Linked DNA regions of Mus musculus: region 1 is linked to region 2. Evidence: chromatin loops called from intact Hi-C (ENCODE). Cell type or tissue: heart. All regions are shown on one strand. Each heading gives the region's core, and the rest is flanking DNA. Links, peaks and the distances in the headings are about the cores only. Region 1 overlaps Armc9 (armadillo repeat containing 9). Region 2 overlaps Ncl (nucleolin).

The links. Hi-C counts contacts between places; a loop is a spot of excess contacts. Peaks named below come from ENCODE experiments on the same cell type or tissue, not always from the same donor. Only the 100,000 strongest peaks of a DNase experiment are listed, where the experiment ranks them.
Region 1: it touches region 2 in a loop (9-fold over the local background); 41 of 42 quality-filtered maps call a loop at or near these places.

Annotation. Positions count from the first base shown.
Region 1 is chr1:86,173,947-86,185,351 of GRCm38, forward strand. Armc9 (armadillo repeat containing 9) reads left to right here. Exons shown (of 25, transcript NM_030184.2): 9 at 2,868-2,966. Among named protein-coding and RNA genes, the nearest start is that of Armc9, 25 kb to the left of the region's middle. In heart, for the core only: no CTCF peak of the experiment used is centred there; a DNase peak (open chromatin) is centred at 5,095.
Region 2 is chr1:86,334,639-86,346,043 of GRCm38, forward strand. Ncl (nucleolin) reads right to left here. Exons shown (of 14, transcript NM_010880.3): 14 at 10,081-11,405. Among named protein-coding and RNA genes, the nearest start is that of Snora75, 11 kb to the right of the region's middle. In heart, for the core only: a CTCF peak has its summit at 4,993 (motif pointing left); a DNase peak (open chromatin) is centred at 5,023.

The DNA.
Region 1 (11,405 bases), core at 3,192-8,191, 160 kb before region 2:
TTTTTTTTCTTTTAAAATTTTATATATGGGGGGCTAGAGAGATGGCTCAGTGGATAAGAACACTGACTGCTTTTCCAGAGGTCCTGAGTTCAATTCCCAGCAACCACATGGTGGCCCACAACCATCTGTAATGGGCTCCAATGCCCTCTTCTGGTGTGTCTGAAGACAGAGACAGTATGCTCACATATATTAAATAAATAAATTTTTTTTTTTTTTTACTATATGGGCCCTTCATAGTAGTGGTACATACCTTTTGTTTGTTTGTTTGTTTGTTTGTGTTTGATTTTGTTTTTTCGAGACAGGGTTTCTCTGTGTAGCCTTGGCTGTCCTGGAACTCACTCTGTAGACTAGGCTGGCCTCGAACTCAGAAATCCGCCTGCCTCTGCCTCCCAAGCGTGCGCCACCACACTTGGCCGGTACATACCTTTAGTCCCATCACAGAAACACATAAAAATACATAAATCTAAAAAAAATGGCCAAAACATGAAAGGTGCATTCTTTTTTATTTTCATTTCGATTGTACGTGTATATGTGTTTTGCACATGTGTGTTTATTCACCATTTCATGCCTGGTGCCCAAGGAGGAGGAACAGGGGCCACAGATCCCATGGAGTTGGAGTCCAGGCACTTGTGAGCTCTCTGATGTGGATGCTGGGATCTGAACTCAGATCCTCTGGGACAGAGAAGCAAGTGCTCTTAACCACCGAGCCATTTCTGCAGCCCACAGCTCGCCTAGAAATGTGAGCTTATGACAAAAAGTCGAAAGAAGGCAGAGGAAGACATAGTGACTTCACCATGGTCTCACCCCTCCTTAAAGATTTATTTCATGTCTGTGAGTACACTATCGCTGTCTTCAGACTCACCAGCAGAGGGCATCAGATCTCATTACAGATGGTTGTGGGCCACCATGTGGTTGCTGGGATTTGAACTCAGGACCTCTGGAAGAGCAGTCAGCACTCTTAAGTGCTGAGCCATCTCTCCAGCCCTTCATCCCCTTTTTTGATATTGATGCTAACATGTTCTCGTGTGTGATTGAGGTATATTTGTGTGCATACATGCAGTGTAGACTCATGCACCCAGTGTTCTTATGTTTGGTTGTGACCTTATGACCCATCCTTCCTCTGAAACTTGCTGTTTTGTTCCTGTGTATCACAGTGTTGATGTCTTTGCCCACAACCATACCTGGCTTCCTTTAGCACACTTGTAAAGAAAAGGCATCCGTGAATCCCACCTATCTCATGCTGCAAATGCTTGCTCAGGGTCCCGCCGTGACGATGACCCATTCGCAGATCTCCAGTGATGGAGATGGAGACCTTTGCCTGCTGTGACAGTGCTGCCGTGAGGACTCTTACATAATCTGTATTGCTCGGAGTGCAGAAAAGATCCTGAACATGGATTGCTAAGTCACTGTTTTGACATATGTTGTCAAATTACTCTCCTAAAAATTATCAGAATACCTGTTTTCTGTAACACTCAGCAACACCATCCATGGTTGAACTTTGTATGTAGGTGGGTAGGGTTTAATTTCAGGCCTTGGGAGGCAGAAGCAGAAGGATTTCGAGTTCAAAGCCAGTCTGAGCCTTCATGGCAGGAAGTCAGCATCATGTCATGCACTTGACAGCTTATTGATCATGTCTGTCATCCACTCCGCCAGCGATTCCTCAGTATTGGGCCCGTTTGAGGCCTTATCCCTCCTTAGTGTGGGCTAGGCAGCTGGGCATCTTTCATCTCATGGACGGCTCAGGAATGGAAATGCAGGGGTAGGGCTACTGAGCTCCTCATGTTGTCAGGAATCCAAAGCTGGATCCCTGATCTTCAGATTTGAGAGTTTGTCACTCTTGCCACGACATAAGGCTGCCCACTTACTCTATGCCCTGAATCTACAGAGAAGCTCGAGAAACCATTTAGCTTCCATGGCAACTGAACTGCACTGAGTGAAAGGCACAGATGGGTAGCCGGTGATCAAACCTGTAATCACTTTTTAAGCATGATTTATTAATTTTTTTATGGGCTATGCATCGGTTGTTTGCCTGCTTGTATTTAACGAGAGGGTTGGCTCGCCTGTAACTGGATTACAGACATTTCTGAGCTGTCCATGTGGGTGCTGGGAATTTAATTCTGTCCTGTGGAAGAGCAGTCAGAGCTCTTAACTGCTGGGCCACATCTCTCAAACAAGTCAGTTACTTTTATTCTCCTAGGTCAGTGTGTGAACTCTACCCCAGAGCTCTGAGGGTTCGGTGGTTACTTTTAATTATTAACTTGCCCTACTTTACAACCCTCTGGGAAGAGTGACTCCGTGAGGGAGTCTGCATCAGGCTGGCCAACAGGCATGTCTGAAAGAAGAGTGTTTTGATTTAAGGTAGTTGATTGAGGAGACCCAGCCCACTGTGGGCAGCACCATTCCCTGGATCTGGATTTTGAACTATGTAAAGTGCAGAAATTGAGCTAAGTAGTAAGCATTTGCATTCCCTCTGCCCTTGACTGGATGTGACTTGCTGCTTCAAGTTTCTGTTGACCTTGACTTCCCCTCAGTGACGGGCTGTAGTGAGCTAAAGTAACCCTTTCAACCTACATTGCGTTTTATAAGGTATTTTTTGTCACAGTAGCAGAAACTAGGACAAAGGGGACGATGCGCTCTTTGGCATGGCCATCCATCCCATCAGTCGGTCTCCAGGAGATGCTGAGGTAGCTGCGGTCCTGCTACAGGAGCCGTAGATACCGGAGGTCCTGTGGGCAGTCTGATGGCTTTCACCTGGCTGTAGATACCGGAGGTCCTGTGGGCAGTCTGATGGCTTTCACCTGGCTGTAGATACCGGAGGTCCTATGGGCAAACTGCATGGCTTTCACCTGATTCCCTCATCCTTGCAGATCACCCCCGAGTACCTGCAGAGTGTCTGTGTCCGCCTCTTCAGTAACCAGATGCGGCAGAGCCTGGCACACAGCGTGGACTTCACGAGGCCTGGGACGGTGAGGTGCCATGAGAGACGGGGTATCCTGGGTTTGTCCCCCAAGACTTACAAGTGAAGTTATTAGAGAGAATGAAAGCCTGTGAGAAAGTGACATTCAGGAGCTAGAAGCTCCCAGAAGGAAAACAAAGCTATTTTTGAGGAGGTTGCAGCTGAGGTTAGCCCTTTGGGTGAGAAAGGAGAGGTGCTCTTTCAATCTACCATGGCAGCTGCTCCTGCGCACTGAGGCCTGAGAGTCAGGAGGAACAAATCGAAACCTTGCTGTCTTTAAAAGAACTCTCGTGGGCTAGGGCGAGCGCTCAGTACAGCGCTTGGTGTGCAGGCACCAGGACCTGAGTTTGCTCCCTAAGGCCTGGAATGTGTGACACCCCAGTGCTGGGAAGACACAAAGGCAGGTCCCAGAGGCTTGCCACCCAGACAGGCTAGCTTACTGTGAGCTGCAGGACAGGGAGAGAGAGGCCTTCTCTCCACAAAAAGTAGACAGTGCCTGAGGGTTAACAACCAGCTTTGTTCTCCAGCCTCTGCATGTACATGCCACATACATGACTGTACTTACACATGCTTACACACATACAAGAGAGTTGGGGGTGAGAGATTGGGCTTAAGATAAGACTTTACTTTTTAACTTTTTATGCAAATTAAAGATTTAAAGAAAAAAATCACAAGCATAGCAAGGAACATTGGCGTCTTCTTAACCAGCATGTATTTATTGTGTGATTCTATGTGTGTGTGTCTCCCCACCCCCATGTGTCTCCATACACAAACACAATAGGGTTTATAAAACATTTGTACATACTTGCCAGGCTGGTGTATATTTATTGCTGCTTTCTTGCTTTGTTGGGACAAGATCTCATGTAGATCAGACTGGCATTGAACTTCCTTAAACTCTGATGCTTCTACCGGCCAAGTGCTGGGATTACAGACATGGGATACCATACCTGACTCCAAAGTGGAGTTCTTTTCCTTTTCTTTTAGAGGTTTATTTTATTATTTTTAGTTCTTTGTAGCATGTCTGCATGTGGTTGTGTGCATATGAATGCATACAGGCCAGAGGTTGTGGATCTCCAGAGTTCTTGAGTTCTGGAAACAGAACTTGGGTCCTCTGGAAAAGCAGCAAGTACCCTTAACTGTTTGCCTTGGTCAGCCTCTCTCCTGTGATCCCAGCATTAAAGAGGCTGAAGCAGGAAGGAGCAGGAAGTTAAAGCTTAGCTTGGACTCCACAGGGAACAGAAGACTGGGCTGAAAAGGGAGACCATATCTCCAAACCAAAGAGAGGGACAAGGTGAAGATTATTATTCTCTTACTAATCACAGAATTATCAGCTCCAGTATGTCATCTTATCGAATTTGTCCACTTCCACTTGTCAGCGGAACCTCTCCTGCTCGTCATAGCCACTAACATAGGTCTGCATTGTGTGCGTTGTCTGGACTCTGTAGCTCCTTTGCTCTGGACCGTTCCCCTGGTCTTTTCTTTGGCTCTCATTGTATTGACACTTGGGGAAACTGTAGTCCTCCTTTAGAAAAGCAGGCTACTCCCCTTACCTGTTTGGTGTTGCCTTGGGGTTGGGCTCAGGTTTGCATCCCGGGCTGAGTGTTTTCTGGGGAGTGACATGCTTTTCCTAGGACAGCACATCTAAGAGTGCACAGTGTGGACTCAGGGATTCGTAACCCTGGAAGACTACCAGTGTCTCTAAGGACACCCTCAAATTTCAGGAGCCCACCTGCACCCTGGAGCTCAGACCTGCCTGAGCTTGGTCAGAGGCTGGGTGGGGGAGGTCCACTCTGGACAGAGTCCCTGACGAGCCTCATAACTGCTGGGTCAGTGCTTCAAGCCAGGCCGTTGACCACCCACCTGAAGCCCACTGCTGTTTGTAAAATTCACTGCACTGGTTTCCAATCTGGATTGCTTCACACACACCCTTCTGGATTAGAATACAAGACAAAAGAACTGCTCAGCGGGTGTGCAGAGATCACCATCAACACTGGCAAAGCTCTCGTTGGAGAGCATGGGCTTCATTTGTGGAGAATGTCATCAGGAGTCATCACTTCTGGACAGCCTGCTAAGCCTGTACTGCTGCCCTTACCAGAGAACCACCACACGGGGGCAGCATAAACAACCAAGAGCTGGCCTTACCACAGAGCAGCCACATGGGGGCAGCATAGATGAGCAGAAGTAACCTTTCTCTAGCAGGCTCTGTAGTTGGCAGGAATGGGTGGGCAGGTGGAACACAGCAAGGTGTGCCCTGTCACATAAACTCAGTGAGTCATCCCTCTACTTAGAAAAAAGAAGTGCCATACTGGCAGAGGCCTCACAGACTCCAGGAGAGGAGAAAGACTTTCCTGCCTGCCCTTGTCTGCTCATGCCCAGGCCACTGTGTCCAAAATGCTACCTTGTCAGAGCTGGCAGGTGAATGCAGTTGTTCCCAGGACTGGTACTGGTGATATTCTTGTGTTTTGAGGTAGAGGATTCTCCTGGATGTTCTGTGACAGTGAATCACGTGTGTCCCCTTGTCCTCATGTGGCTGGCCTAATTCTAGTTTCCCTCATCTTTGCCTTAAAGGGCCAGAACTGGGATAGGTAGGAATCAGAGTGTGTTATCGGCTGCCTAGTGAGAAGTCAGGATTCTCCCCTGGGCACAGGAGAAAAGACAATTTTCTAAGATTCTAGAAAGACATCCACGCCACATAATGGCCTTTTCACAGCAGCCAACAGTAGCCCCTGAGTACTGTGGTAATGGCATGGCACTATAGACAGTCTCACTCTGTAGACCAGGCTGGCCTGGAACTCAGAGATCTCCCTGCCGTTGCCTCCCAAGTGCCCCCAAGGGATTAAAGGCATGTGCCACCATGCCTGGCCTTCAATCTTGTACAAAGACAAAAACATGTAATTGTATTTTATAGACTGTATCCCTGTTGTCTTAAAAATATTTATTATTATCTTAATTATGTTTATATGTGTGTGAGTACAGTACCAAACATCATTGCTGGGGATTGAACTCAGATCTTCTTCCAGAGCAGAAAGTGCTCCTAAGCTCTGAGCTATCTCTCCACTCTCTGGATCCCCATCGATACAGAATGCATGCCTAGTGCTCAGGTTACACAAGTCACCACCATGCAGTTAGAGGGAACCTGGTGCCAACTCATCCCTGTACGACCTGCTGAAGAGTCAGTTTATCAATACAGGTTAGGGCCATATGAACATTTGGCTTGGAAATCGCAATTTAACAGTAAATTTGGCAGAACACAAACCAATTCTTTCAACTCAGCTGCCTCCCATAGCTTCCCATCTGCCTGGGTTAAACACACATCCTCCAGACCTTTAAAAATGTGTACACTTAAGCTGCTTTACAGCTCACTCTTTAGCTTATTAGGACATTTGTGGTTGTTTTTATTGTTTTGAGACAGGATCCCAAGCTAGCCTCACACTTATAATCCCTGTTTCAGCCCCTCCCCGTGCTGGGGTTCCATGCAAGTACCCCCCTTGTCAAACCTAACTATGCTTTTAAGGGCATTCTGTTCTTGTTAGTATGCTTTTAGCTCCTGTGCTGTGTAGAGGTAGCGGTGGTGTTCAGTTTTTTGAAACAGAGTCTCTCTACATAGCCATGGCTATCATGGAACTCACTGTATAGACCAGACTAGCCTTGAACTCACAAGAGTTCTGCCTCCTGAGCACTGGGATTAAAGATGTCCGGCACTTTGTAAAGTTTGAGGGCAGTATCGTACATCCAGCCATTCCTCTCTGGGTGGAGAGGACTGGCTAGCCTATGGCTGTGAAATTGCACGGCTCATCCTTTCTTTCTCTGCCATTTTACTCCAAATGATGAGTATACATAAGGCCAGGTGAGGGACAGTCCTTCCAAAGCTCTGCCTGGATAGGACGGTGTAAGAGGGTGACCGACTGTGTCAGAGATCCCTGGCCAATCCTCCAGTTGAAACTCGAGCCGTATTTCAAGTGAGTCTCAAGGCCCCGTAGTGACTCTCCAGGACTTAGGAGTCCGTGAGACATTTTCATTTAAGTGCATCCTTACTTGGACAAACAGCACAACTGGGAACTAACCCTCTGTTTTCCCCATGTCTCCAGGTAAGGATGTGTTGGAAATGAGAGTTACTCTGTGATAGACCTCGAGGGGAAGCCGCATCTGCACTCTCCTTTGTTTTAGTCAAGTGTTACAAAGGCTATAGTGGTTGTCCCCCTTTTTCAGGGTGGTCTGTTCAGTTGTTGAGGAATGGAGCCAAGCATGGCTCTTCTCCCTGTTTTGTGGCCCTGGCTCTGGCAGAGCCTCAGCAACTGTAGCCATCGCACTCCTGTAACTTCTCTAGGTCTTCACAGGATACCTGCAGTTGTCCACATGGCCATTCCACTTCAGGCTCAGTGTGGTGAGAGTCACCTGCTGAGATCCTGTCCCCTTGGTGCTGCCTCGCACACAGATGAATGTCCTGTATTCCCAACCACAAATCCGTGGCAGTTCACACCGTTAGCCCTCAATCAGTTGGTAGAACCATGACCTTCCCTAGCTCCAGACACAGACTTCCTGACTCTTTCCACAGATCCCGGCAGAGACATTTGTGTGCCCGCTGTCTGCTCTGCCTCGTTGCCTGTTGTGAAGAATGAGACTCCTGGGAGTCAGCGCTTGGTCCTCCCTGTCATTCAGATGCACTGGTCATCAGGAGCTGGCTGAGGGCTCTCTGCTGTGCTAGTTGCTGTGCGTTGCTGAGACTGTCCCTAGTTCTCTCCTGGCTGTGAGCCAGGGTCTCCTCTCAGTGTCATGCTGGTCGCTCAGCTTTCTGGGTGTGTCTGTTGTTTATGTCTTTGTATCCTAGGAAGGATTCAGGTGTCTTAGAGGTAGCAGGTCCCATTTCACCTTTGCTCCCAACTGTCCTTATTTCAGGGTAAAGGGGTTCACTTTCTGTACGTGCCCTCTCCTGGTTACAGAGTCACCCAGGGCTGTTCCCTCGGGTGCAAGCTGAGACCTTGAATGTCCCACGGTGATTTGAACCTCTCTGGAAGTTTTCTTGGGAGGGTTCCATAGGTGCCCTTTAGCACCGTGGAGGCCTGGCAAAAATGGGCCTGGCCTGAGGGGTTTGTCGGCTCTCTTATCCTCTGGGTGCCAGCCACTGAGGGTGTCGAGCCCCCAGCCTTTTTCTGCTCCCACCTGGGCCAAGCACTTGTTCCCTCCGCCCTTTTTTGTGCTCACATTTTTCAAAAAAAAAAAAAAAAAAATGTGTTTGCAGACTAAACTTAGCTCAGAACAAACAAACTCTGATTTAGGAAGCATGTGGCCTAGTGAGATTCCTGGAGGGCCACTCTCCCTCCTGAGCTACCCCTAGGAACACTCCTTGATGATCTTCAGGTCTGGATCACCAGCTGTCCCAGGCCTTCGAGCTGGCCTCAGGCAGCATCTGAGGGAAGCCTCAGCCCCAGGCCTAACTGTGGCTGAAGAGCAGGAAAGGTGTGAAAGGTGTGGCATTGTCACCTTGACTTGTCAGCAGAGCACCTTTGTCAGCCTAAGAATATCCAGAGCTTTCACTGACCTGATTCAGTAGTTGACACCTCGGTTCTTGGCTTAATCTACTGTGCCCTCCATCTGTCCCACCCATCAGGGAGGTTAGGAACGCCCTGCACCTTTTATCTGTCTCAGCTGAACCCTAGTTCTTTCTGGGCCTTGCTCTTTCAGTGTTAAGAAAGTGTCCTGAAGAAAAAAAAAGACTCTACTGTTAACTTCAGTGATGCTTTCTGGCCATGAAAGATTGTGTGCTCTCCTGTTTTCTCCCACTGGGCTGTTACTGGCCAGCTGTTGGGCTCTGCATGCACTCCACACACTACAGTACCCACGGCTGTGGATCAGTGACTCAAATCAAGCAGCAGGAGCCGTGGTCATAACTGGCTCGAGAGCGTGCAGTAGACACCTTAGAGTGAAGCCTTGGCTTTATTCAGTGGCATCACACACACCAGGGGACATGGCTCGTACCTACAGTCCAGCATTCAGGCGAACCAGAAACTCAAGGTCATGCTAGGTTCAGTAGTGACTTTGAAGCCAGCCTGGGCTACACGAGGACCCAGATGTCAGAGTGGAGGCTGTCACACTGCAACCAGAGCTCCACTCAAGCAGCCCCCAGCAGAGGGAGGAGCTTGGCACAGACAATCGGGGCAAGATACTGACCTGTTCTGCCTTCACTGGGGTCCCCACCCCCAGTGACGTTCTCACTGGGCTCACAGGGTGGGAACCACCTGTGTCCCATGGGTGGAAAGTGAAGTCTTGAGTCATTCAGCTAATGTCGGAAGACCCTTGACTGTTTGCTCTGTGTCGGACTGGTTGGTGGTCGGCAAGCGGTAAGATGATTAGCAGGCCAGTGTGGCTGTGACCCTGGATGAGGCTGGGGCTCAGTTGGTAGAGTACTTAGCATTCTTATAACCTTGGTGCAATCCCCAGAACCACGTAAAACCAGGCATGGTGGTGGATACCTGCAGTCCCAGGACTCTAGGAGGTGAGGCAGGAAGATCATAAGTTTGAAGTCATACTTGTTTACATGTCAAGTTGGGGTCCATCCTGGGCTACATGAGACTCCTTTGCAAAATCAAAACAAAAGCAACCCAGAAAAATCACATAAGTCCTTGTATAGATGAGTTGCAACAACCAACAGTCTCTCCAGACATCACCAGATGTTCTCTGGAGGCAGTCTCACTCCCAGGTAGGAACTATTAGGGCAGCAGTTCTCAATGTGTGGATCATGCATCAGACATTCTCCAACATCAGGTATTTATGGTTCACAGCAGTAGCAAAGTTGCAGATATGAAGTTGTAATGAAATGATTTTATGGTTGGGGTTCAGGACACCCTAATACCAAGTGTTATCAGCACAAAGGTTTATTTGCCCCAGAGGACAAAGGGCAGGAAATAAGACAAAGATAGGAGATAGAGGGTAAGGGAGAAGGGGAAAGGAACAAGGGAGTAGGGGGAGTGATATTTGTCTGAGACGGGGACAAAGGACTGCCTTTAGATAGTGAGGGGACAGATATGGCCCACAGCTTATAAAGGTACAAGGGGAAACCCTGTGTTAGGATGAGGTGTTTAATTTTAATTAGGTATGAGCCAAAGGCGGGTTCTAATTGCTGGACTTCAGTACTTCTTTGATAGCTCGACCTTGGTAGTCAGCCTCAGAAGGAGGAAGCCTGAGATAGATGACTTCTTTAGGGAAGAGTGAGTTTTATTGGGGGAATTAGAAATGAGTTGATACTATTGATTTTTTGCATTTAATGTGTATAGTAACATTGTAACAGCTCCTTGTTCTCACTTGACCCCAGTTGGCTTACTGCCTTTCCCGCCCTGCTGTCCTTATTTTATTTATTTATTTATTTATTTATTTATTTATTTATTTATTTATTTATTTTTGGTTTTTTGAGACAGGGTTTCTCTGTATAGCCCTGGCTGTCCTGGAACTCACTTTGTAGACCAGGTTGGCCTCAAACTCAGAAATCCCCCTGCCTCTGTCTCCCGAGTGCTGGGATTAAAGTCGTATGCCACCATGCCTGGCTTCTTGCTGTCTTTAATGTGTGGGATGAGTTGTTGGGTGAGTTTTCTCTAGATGGCATCTCAGACCTGTTTCCAAATGGCTCGGTTAGTTATTAATAAAAATAAGTCATTTATTTAGTCAAAACACCAAAGGATTAAAACTGCTAAGAGTATAGCTGTGTAGTAGACTGCTGACCTAGCACTTGCAAGGACCTGGGTTCAGATCCCAGCACTGCAAAAACTATTATAGTCAGTCATGAGGCATTTAGAAGTGAGATGTGGGACTGGAGAGATGGCTCAGTGGTTAGGAGCACCGACTGCTCTTCCGAAGGTCCTGAGTTCAAATCCCAGCAACCACATGGTGGCTCACAACCATCTGTAATGAGATCTAATGCCCTCTTCTGGTGCATCTGAAGACAGCTACAGAGCTGCAGTGTACTTAGATATAAGAATAAATAAATCTTTAAAAAGAAAAAGTGAGATGTGGCCGGGCCATGGGGGTGCACGTCTTTGATCCAAGCTCTCAGGAGGCAGAGGCAGGTAGATCTCCAAGTTTGAGGCCAACCTGGTCTACAGAGTGACCAGGACAGCCAGGATTACATAAAGATGCCCTGTCTAAGGGGTGGGATGGGGTAGGGAGGGACAAACAAAAAAGAAACGGAGCTCAAATCTGGGATCGGTGGGCTATAAACTTGGCTGAGGGAAGCTGTCAGAACCAGGGTCATTGGCAAGACCACTTCCTCAGTGTCTGTGGGCTTTAGAGGAACTCGTGCAACAGCCTCAGGATGATTGGGTGTCTCTTGATGCCCAGTGTTGGGACATGAGAATGACATATTTTCAGAAACTCCCAAAGGAGAGAGTTCCTCTGTGTCCCTCACTGGCAGGAATTGGTGACACTCAATAGGCGTGTCTCCTTTCTTTCCTCTGCTTAA
Region 2 (11,405 bases), core at 2,154-7,153:
CTGGTACATCTTCTGCCACATTTGTTTATATCTTGCCGTTTCAATGATGAGAGGGGAAACCCAGAGGTCTTTCTATGAGCCGAGTGCATTTGGCCAACCTTTGGGAAGCGATTTTAAGCGATGTGTTTGTGTATCTTTTTTTCTTTCTTGATGGTTTTTACATTTTTCAAGCTTCTGGTTGCTCATTGCTAGTATTTAAAAAACAACTACAAAGCTGGAGAGATGGCACGCTGACTGCTCTTGCGGAGGACCTGGGTTTGCTCCCAGAGTCCACACTGGGCAGCTCACAGCCACTGTATCTCCTGCTCCAGGTGATCTAATGCTTTCTTCTAGGCTCCACAGACACTCATTGTATACACTCAGGCATGCACACAAATAAAAGTGAAAGTAGTATTTTGCTTTTAGCATAGATGTAGCCATATAGAGAATCTATATATATATAGTTCTAGCTGTCCTGGAACTCTCTATGTAGACCTGGCTGGCCTCCTTAAACTCACAGAGATCCCCCTGCCTCTGCCTCCCAAGTGCTGGGATTAAAGGTGTAGCCACATTCTCAGTCCTCCAAATTCTTTTTAAAGTTTTAAGGAATAATTTTATAAAGCTCTTTGAATTTATTTTTTATTATTATTTTATGGGTATGGGTGTTTTGTCTGCATGTATATCTGTGCACCATGTGTGTGCTTGGTGCCAGAGGATTCCAGAAGAGGACGTCAATCTCCCTGGACTCGGAGTTACAGGTGGATTGTGAGCCCCATGCGGAAGCTGGGAACCAAACCTGGGTCCCCTGAAAATACTGCTGAGGCAACTCCCTGAAGCCCTTGAAAAACACACACACACACACACACACACATACACACACACACACACACTCCACATCTAAAAGAATAAGTAATCAAAGCCAGATAAGAAGGTTTGCAAAGGAAAGAAGCTGCCGGCTAAATGTGATATGACTGTAAAATATCCCTTACAGATGCAGACCTTTAAGCACTTGATCCCCAGTTGGTGGTACTGTGTGGGAAGCTTGGGAGGTGTGGACTTGCTGGAGGAAGTGCCTCCCTGGGGGTGGGCTTTGAGGCTTTATAGCCTTACTCTTCCACCCCTCCTCTAACACACACACACTTTCTCTGTGTCTCTGCCCCGTCTCTGCCTGTCTCTGTCTCTGTCTCCTCCCCACTCCCCGTCTCTCTCATCTCTCTGCTTCCTGCTCCTGCTGCTGCATCTGCTGCTTAGTTGTACACATCTCTGCCGTGATGGGCTCTTATGCCCCTAGAACTATGTGCTAAATAAACTCTTTCTTCCATAAGTTGCCTTAGTCACAGCGTTTAATCACATCGAAAGGAAAAGCTGAACTAAGCTTTATGAGACTGACAGTCCACCGCAAGTGGAAGCCAGCATAAGTCAGTTACATTTACATGGTCTGCTAGAGCAATGCACGGATCAGATTCGTGATGCTCAATAGCTCAGACATCAGTCCTGAGAGCAACAGGACCGTCATGCACAACAAAGAGAGAACTGTCGATTCCTGGAAACGCTCATGTTAGGAGTGATTCTAAAGAATGGGTGCTTATCTGGAAAATAGGAAAATGAGCATATAACAAAGTAAACTCCAGATAAAGAATCAATCATAATAACAGTACTGGAATCTCAAAATAATAGGACCCACATGTAGATGGTTATGCATCTGTGTACTCTGCATAAAGCAACAGTGATAATCACAAAACACAAGGCACCAAACAAAAATATGTGGGCTTCTGGAGCCTACCACACCAAAGAGGTGATGTGAAGTCAGGGCGTTGGCATTTTTTCTAGACTCTGCCCCAGAGTTACCTGGAAACAGCCAGGTATGCCTGACTCACTACACACACACACACACACACACACACACACACACACACACACACACACATGCTGCTTGCCCCTCCTCTCTCTCTTGCTCTTGCTCTTGCTCCTCTTGCCCTCCCCCCTCTGCCCCCTCTCTCCTCATTCTCCTCCCACCTGTCTCTCCGTGTGCTTGTTGGTGGCCAGCCTCTACTCCCCTCTCTCCCTCTCCCTTTCTCAGCATGGGCATGCAGAGGTACCCCCTTCCCCCAACACCATACTGCGCCTCCACCAAACATATCTCTGGCTTCTTTTTTCTTTTTATAAAACACAACACAGGGAGATGGAGGGTGTGGAACAATTGGAAGTGGAAGAGACCCAGGGCAGGGAAAAGAGGACTCCTCAGACTCCGATATTTAAGTTAAGGTGCCCTGTCCTTTCAGCTGATCCTGGAAGAAGCTTCACGCTCCTGTGGCCTTTGATCAGTGGCCAAGATGAACAACTTGGCACAGAGAAAACCAGGCCCTTGGATATGAAAAAGATGAAAAGAATGAAATCCCCCAGGGCAGAAAATGTTCAAAGATGTACCAAAGAAGACGTGGAAGCAGAATCACTAATAAAGTAATTCAATAGCCGGAGAAAAATCAGCCAGCTTATGAGGAAATCTGGGTGAAGCCAAGTCATCCAGCATGCTAACGTTTTCTAGATAAAGCAGTGTCTGTCTGAGATGATTAATCCTTTTTTAAATGATTTAATTAGTTATTTAATTCATAAACAGGGTCTCAACTATGTAGCCCTGACTGGCCTTGAACCCACAACGATCTACCGACCTTTGCCTTCCAAGTGCTGGGATTAAAGGTGTGCCAGCAGAGGATGTGGGGACCCCCGAGACTGTAGTTACAGATGGTTGTGAACCATATGAGTGTTGGGAATAAAACCTGGATTCTCTGGAAAAATAGCCATCTCTCCAATCCCTGGTTTTCCTTCCTTTCTTCCTTTATTTTTATTTTACGTGCATTGGTATTTTGCCTGCATATATGTCTGTGTGAGGGTGTCAGATCTTGGAGTCATAGACAATTGTGAGCCATTGCCATGTGGGTGATAGAAATTGAACCTGGGCCGGGCGATGCTGGCACACGCCTTTAATCCCAGCACTTGGGAGACAGAGGCAGGCAGATTTCTGAGTTAGAAGGCCATCCTGGTCTACAAAGTGAGTTCCAGGACAGCCAGGGCTATACAGAGAAACCCTGTCTCGAAAAACCAAACCAACCAAACAAACAAACAAAAAATTAAACCTGGATCCTCTGGGAAAGTAGATAGTGCTCTTAACAGCTGAGCCATCTCTCCAGCCCCTCTTTCTTTCTTTTCGAGACAGGGTCTTACCATGTAACTTTGTCTGGCTTTGAATTTGCTATGTAGACCAGACTGGCCTCAATTTCAAAGAGATCTACTTGTTTCTGCCTCCTGAGTGCTGGAATTAATGGAGCAACCACCATGCCCAGTTTATCATCATCATCATCCACAATAGTAGTAGTAGTAGTAGTAGTAGTAGTAGTAGTAGTAGTAGTAGTAGTAGTAGTAATTATGTGTGTGTGCATGTGAGTGTGTGTGTGCCATATAGAGTGCATTGTGGAGAGTAAGGAGCATCTTTTGAGCACTTCTACTTTTTTTGTTTGTTTTTGGTTCTTGGAGACAAAGTTTCTCTGTGTGTAGCCCTGGCTGTCCTGAACTCACTCTGTAGACCAGGCTGGCCTTTAACTCAAAGATCTGCCTGCCTCTGCCTCCCAAGTGCTGGAACTGGGCTGGGATTGAAGGCAGGCACCACCACCACCCTGCAGCTTCCACCACCTAAGGCCCAGTCTCTGCCTCTGCGCTGTGTGCTCCAGGCTGACTGGCCCCGGCTTCTGGGCCGTGCTCACAGCTTCACCCCTCGTCTCTCAGGAGGTTCTGGGATATGTGTCACCTGCAATATGTGTCACCTGCAATATGTGTCACCGGATCCAGCTTTTTCTACCCCACATGGGTTCTGGGGATTGAACTTGGGTTGGCAAGATCTCGAAGCTGGCACTTTTACCCATGAGCCATGATGCCATCTTCCCAAACCAGAATTCACTTTTTTTCCTCTGCTCCCCTGACTTCAAAGCAAACACCATCTTCCAGGTTGACAGGAATTGTTTTGTCCTTTGGGTGGGGTTCTGCTCTCAAAACTTTCACAGGCTTTTTTTTTTTTTTTTTTTGGTTTTTGGTTTTTGGTTTTTGGTTTTTGGAGACAGGGTTTCTCTGTATAGCCCTGGCTGTCCTGGAACTCACTTTGTAGACCAGGCTGGCCTCAAACTTGGAAATCCGCCTGCCTCTGCCTCCTGAGTGCTGGGATTAAAGGTGTGTGCCACCACGCCTGGCTTCACAGGCTTTCTTAGATTCTATGAGCTACCCCTTTGGTCTCCAGGGCTGTTAAGACTAACTGTGAGAATGAATGAATGAATGAATGAATGAATGAATGAATACACTGTTAAGTCTCTGTGCTCAAGCCAAGAACTCTCTGTTAAACCCATTAACCTTACACTGTGAGGACCTGCTGTCTGGCTCCACTCTGCCTCTTTGGAAGACTCTATTTCCTTCTTTGGGAATACAATTTCTTTTTCTTCAGGATCGTTTGCCTTTGTGTGTGAGTGTGTGTGTGTGTGTGTGTGTGTGTGTGTGTGTGTGTGCCTCTGTGTGTGAGTGTGTGTGTGTGTGTGTGTGTGTGTGTAATCCAGGGCATGCTGGGCATGTGCATGAAGTGTTTCCAGCCCTGGTCATTTGCTCTTTACTTAATTTCATCATGCCCACCATGCAAAATTACACAGGAGTGCTGAGGCTGAACCTCAGTTGAGGGACTTTGTCTAGCAAGCCTGAAGTTATGCATAAGCCCTGTGAACGGGGCTTGGTGGCACACATCTGTTCAAGACCTTGGTCTCTGTCTTCTACAAAATAAATAGATACCCCTACCTGCTTATACTCTAGTCTGAATTCTGACCATAAATGTAAGTGCTATTACAAGATTGGGAGGGAGAGTGGAAACCAACTAGCCATACACTGGGATGAACAGAGAAAACTACTGCTGCTATCTGTCCCTGGTGTTCAATGAGCAGTTGAGAGCTTAGCAGGTTTCTGTAGTTCCAGGTCGCCCCCTAGTGGTCATCTGCTTTATAACCTCATCAGTAAGATCTCCCCATTGGTCTTTTTCGCCTAGAACCTCCCTGACTTTTTTCTGCAAATCTATAAACCCTTGAATCAATTCTCTTCCTATTCAAATACCTAGAGAGACAAGGTCCTTCCTGTGGGTGAAGTGTGGGGTCCCAGTAGCCCCAACGTTCCTGTCTCCAGGCCAAATTGAGAAGTTGTCCCTGAGGTAACCAGGTATGATGGTTGATTCTGAGTGTCTTGACTGGATTGATGGGAGGCCTAGATAGTAGACAAATTCATTTGAGTTGTGTGTAAGAGTGCTTCTGTAGGACCCTGGCTTATGAGTCTCATTGTAGAGCCCAGGCCATGCTTCTGCCTCCCCCTTCCAAGTGACTAAATTTAACAGGTATGCACAATCATACTCAATTTATGTCTGTCTGTGTTTAAAGACACCTTGCTAGGGTGGGAGGGGTAAAAATAAACTTACTGAGTATACTTTATTGGTTCCTTAGCATTGAACTTATGGCCAGAAACACCATGCTGAATTTTCCCTGGAAGTCATATCACAACTTTTTTGCATTAGTAACCCAACTCAGCTCTTTAGAACTGCATGTAGGGACCACATTCAACAGGGAGATTATCAATAAAAAGTACAACCTGTGAGCTGAAGAGATGGCTCAGCGGCTAAGAGCACTGGCTGCTCTTCCAGAGGCCCTGAGTTCAATTCCCAGCAACCACATGGTGGCTCACAACCATCTGTAATGAGATCCAATGCCCTCTTCTGGTGTGAAGACAGCTACAGTGTACTTATATACATAAAATAAGTAAATATGTCTTTTAAAAAAAAGTACAGCCGGGCATGGTGCTGCACGTCTTTAATACCAGCACTTGGGAGGCAGAGGCAGGCAGATTTCTGAGTTTGAGGCGGCCAGCCTGGTCTACAAAGTGAGTTCCAGGACAGCCAGGGCTATACAGAGAAACCCTGTCTTGAAAAACAAAAACAAAAATAAAAATAAAAACAAAAACAAAACAAAAAAAGTACAACCTGAAAAAAAAATGGGGACTAGAATTTTTAAAAACATAACTATTTATAGTATGAAAAAGGGAAATAGTAAGAGATCACTGTTGATAAACCAAAGATTTTGCCAGTCTGTATGCCTTTAAATGGCATATATATGCCTGTAAGTGGCATATACATATACACATATACATACATACACACACACACTGTATGTGTGCAGGTACCCATGGAGGCCAGAGGAGGATGTCAGAGCTCCTGGAACCGGAGTTAACAGGCAGCTGTGAGCCAACATATACATCCTGGAAATTGAACCTAGGTCCTAACAGCAAGTGCTCTTAACTACTGTGCCATCTCTCCAGCCCCTCAAGTCACAAAAAAAAATTTTTTTTAAGAAAAGGTTTTATTTATTTATTATATGTAAGTACACTGTAGCTGTCTTCAGATCTCATTATGGGTGGTTGTGAGCCACCAAGTGGTTAATAAGATTTGAACTCAGGACCTCCAGAAGATCAGTCAGTGCTCTTAACCACTGAGCCATCTCACCAGTCCCACAAAAATTTTTTTTAAAGATTTATTAAATCTTTAGTTTATTTAGCTGTCTTCAGACAGAAGAGGGCAATGGATCCCATTACACTTGGTCTTGAACCACCATGTGGTTGGTGCTGGTAATTGAACTCAGGTTAAGAGCAGTCAGTGCTTTTAACTGCTGAGCTATCTCTCCATCCCTTGAGTCACACTTTTTTTTTTTTTTGAGACAGGGTTTCTCTGTGTAGTCCTGGCTGTCCTGGAACTCACTTTGTAGACCAGGCTGGCCTCGAACTCAGAAATCCGCCTGCCTCTGCCTCCCAAGTGCTGGGATTAAAGGCATGCGACACCATGCTCGGCAAGTCACAAATTTTTTTGGGGGGGGGGGTGGGAGGAAAAGGTTTATTTGGCTTAAACATCTACATTGATGTTAAGTAGTGAAAGAAGTTAGGACAGGAACTCAAACAAAGCAAAATTCTGGAGGCAGAAGTCAATGCAAAAGCCAAGGATAGGTGCTGCTCACTGGCTTGCTCCCAATGACTTGTTCAGCCTGCTTTCTTATAGAACCCAGGATCACCTACCCAGGTATGGCACCACCCACAATGTTCTCAGCCCTCCCCACTGATCACTAATTGAGAAAATGCTGGACCTTATGGAGTCTTTTTCTCAACTGAGGTTGCTTTCTCTCTGTTGACTATATCTGGGATGAACTACAATCCAGAATTGGAAGGTTCACCTGTGATCCTAATCTGGAGGCTGAGAGACACAAGTTTCTTTCTTTTATTTTTAAAATATTTTTTTATTATGTATTTTCCTCAATTACATTTCCAATGCTATCCCAAAAGTCCCCCATACCCTCCCCCCAACTCCCCTACCCACCCATTACCACTTTTTGACCCTGGCGTTCCCCTGTACTGGGGCATATAAAGTTTGCGTGTCCAATGGGCCTCTCTTTCCAGTGATGGCCGACTAGGCCATCTTTTGATACATATGCAGCTAGAGTCAAGAGCTCCGGGATACTGGTTAGTTCATAATGCTGTTGAACCTACAGGGTTGCAGATCTCTTTAGCTCCTTGGATACTTTCTCTAGCTCCTCCATTGGGGGCCCTGTGATCCATCCAATAGCTGACTGTGAGCATCCACTTATGTGTTTGCTAGGCTCCGGCCTAGTCTCACAAGAGGAGTCACAAATTTTAATAAATAGAAAAATTTGCAAATATGAAGTCTATGGATAATGAGGACTGAGTTATGTTTGGGCTTTGCATCTAGAATGTTCCACAAGCTCACATGGGAAAGGCTTGGTTCCCCAGTTCCTGGTACTGTAAGGGACCGTGGTGGAACCTTTAAGAGGAGGAGCCTTGCTAAAGAAGAGTGGTGGGGCATGCTCATGCTCTTTCCTTGAAGGCTTTAACAAGAGAACCCTAGCCCTTTTCTGTCTCACTGAATCTTGTGTTTGTGGTAGGGCCTTGAGCATGCTAGGCAAGTACTCCTCCACTAAAATATACCCACCGCCCTTAGACTGTATATATTATATCATGGTTTTTTGCAAGTTATTGGCTTGTGTGATTGTGGAGGCTGAGAAACCTAAATTCTACATGGGGTATGGCATTCTGCAGCAGCTGAAGTTCATGTGCAGAAATATATTACTGTTCTCACTGCCCCCTCCCCTGGCTGAAAAAGTCAGTAAAAGTGACAAGGAACTGGAGATGTTTTCAACATATTAGCTGTTCAAATCATTGAAGAGTCCTGGAACCCCAATAACCCATGGGGGTTTTGCATCCTGGTTTTTACCCAGTTCTGGCATGAGACTTCCCCTAAAAACAGGTACTGGGAATTGACCCTAGGACTTCGTTGGTAAGCTATGTCCCTAACCTTTAAATTTTTTTTCTTGAGCTTCACTAAGTTGTTCAGACTGGCTTTCAGCCCACTCTGTATCTCAGATAGGCCTTTAATTCATGATTCTCCTGTCTCAGCCTGCTAAGTAGTTGAGATTATAGGACTGCCTGCCCAACCAAATCCAGCATTAGAGCCAGACTTTCTTCTGTGTGTATGCACATGTGTGTATGGGGGTACATGTGCTTATGAAGGACATAGATTGCATAGAGTGCCTTCCTCAATCATGCTCTACCTTATTTTTGAGACAAGGTCTCTCACTGAACCTGGAGTTCACTAAGTCAGCAAGGCTAGCCCAGCCAGAAAAGCCCAGGATTTTGGCATGAGCTATCACTACATGTAGCTTTTTTTATTTGTGCACTGGGGATATGACGTATGTATGTAGATGCATGCATGGCCAGCACTTTACTAAGCACAGAAGTTATTCAGAATGTCTTCAGTTGGTTGAGGCCTTTCAACCAACTGATTTAGGTTTATAGGGTCATTTAGGATTAATCTCCTTTACTCCTCCCCACAGCAGAAACTAGATTCATTGCAGAAAACTGTTGTCTAGGTAGACTAACATCTCAAAAGGCCATTAAAGTCCTTGAAAGAAATTATACATGCTTTCCTATCACAGTACAGTACAGGAGTTCAAACCATGAAGATGTCCTGGAATTCATTCTGTAGACCAGGTTGGCTTTGAACTCAAGAGATCCACTTGCCTCTGCCTCCAAAGTGCTAGGATTACAGGCATGCACCATCACTGCCTGGCCGAATTAAGTCCAGGTCAGATACAAGTGGAGTACTCCTTTAATTCCAGTACCTAGGAGGTAGAGGCAGGTAGAGTGAGAATTCAAGCCAGCCCTTGCCTACACCATGATGCTGCTACAAACATAAAACGGGGGTGGGGGGTCGGGGTGTTGGATGACAGGTAAGGCAAATTAAATCCTCCCAAACTGAAGGACATGAAAGAGAACAGCACAGGCACAAAATCTATGGAGTTTTTGGTTAGAGCAGAAAACTAGTAGTAGTTCTCAGCTATAGGAGTGGTTAGCATGAACTTGCTGTGGAACACTGCTGAATGACTGTCCATACCTCTTCATAGTACTTCTGATCTTCCTGCCTCCATTCTGAGTGCTGTGTTTACAAATGGTCACCACCACACATAGCTGTATTGATTTTGTTTTGCTTTTGTTGGTAATGGAATCCTTGTGGCTATTAGGAAGGCATTCTACCAACTGAGCCATTCTGTCAACAGTCTGCCTTGTTTTTTGTTGCCTGAAGATTTTCCACTCTCAAAATTCTGCCTTTGTAGTTATCTTCCCAATCTACAAAAGCCAAGGGTGTCTTGAAAGTGTTTTGTCAATTTTCCTTGGAAAGAGAAACTTCATTGTCTCTACCAACCAAGATGCAATTTTGCCATCTTGCTTCAAAGGAAGCTCTCGTGTCATCACCCAAGGCTGTGTGTGCAGCACTTCCTGTTTATCTCTAAAGAGTTTTGTCACCGTTGATGAAAGCCACCAATTTACTCACACATTGTCTCTCAGCCGTTGTATTTATAAACCTTGAAAGGGGAAACTGCTTAAATGTTCCTTTTTGGGTCCCTGAATTATTTTTTTTTCAAACTGTCAGCAACAGCCATTTTTCCTGAAGGGAAAACCAAACACCCAGATCTAGACATGTTTACTAGAGGTTTATCCTTCCCATAGTTTACCTTGTGGATGTGAATCATTCCGATGTTTAATTACTGTATGAGTGATATGCATGTTCAGGTACATGCTTGCTACAGAGAGGCCAGACAAACCTATTGTTTCTCTCCTTCAGCTTTTACATCTTCTAGAGATCAAACACAGGCTGTCAGGTTTGGTGGCAGGCACCTTTACTAATTGAACTCACTGGCCCCCTTTACAGATATTTTTAACCAACAAATGCAGTTTCTTCCTAATTAATGTCCAAGTTACCATTATGATGCCCCTAAAAAATTTGCACTTTCTTTGATATGGGAAAAGAAACTAGAGATGGCACCCTTCCAAATGATTAGACACTGGGAGTGTTATGATAGAATAGAGACAAAAGATTATCAAAATTGCTTTACCAGGCGGTGGCGGCGCACACCTTTAATCCCAGCACTTGGGAGGCAGAAACAGGCAGATCTCTGAGCCTGGTCTACAGAGTGAGTTCCAGGACAGCCAGGGCTACACAGAGAAACTTGGGGCTGGTGGATGGCTCAGCAAAGGTCCTGAGTTCAAATCCCAGCCACCATGCCCCAGATTTCATGGCTTAGGGTGAGTGTTTGTAGTTCAGCTAGTCCTTTCTGGAAATACTCACACACACACCCTAGAGTATGCCAAACCACATTGTCAACTGAACTGGATCTAGAAGGAAATAGACACGCTTCTAAGCATATCTGTAGGAAATTATCTAGATCAGGTTAACTTCTGGCTATGCCTATGAGATTATCTTGAATTACCTCAGGTATGTAAAACCATCCCTAGGTTGGAGTCCTAGTCTGCATGGAAAGGAAAGCTAGCTGAATACAAGCATCCATCAACTTTTTCTAACTATAGATGCAATGTGACCAGCTGCTTCAAGCTTCTGGCATCATGTCGTCCTTGTCCCTGCCATGATGGACTATATTCTGGAACTGTGAATCAAAATAAACCCCTTTTCTTTAAATTGCTTTGGTCAGGTATTCTGTTATAGCAACATGTAGAGTAATTCCCTAGTGCCCTAGACACTTATCAATCTGATCAAGTTTATAGCTGATATTAACAGCTACGAATCCACTCTCTTTGATGCCAGCACTCAGAAGGCAGAGGTGAATGAACCTCTGGGAATTAAAGGCCAGCTGGTCTAAATAGTAAGTTCTAGGATAACCAAAGCTACATAGTGAGAGAGACCCTGTCTCAAAAAAACAGAAATCTGACAGAAATGTAAAGGAAAAAAACAAAAAAACCAAAGTCAAGAAAAACTGCAATCACCTAATTATATGTACAAACCA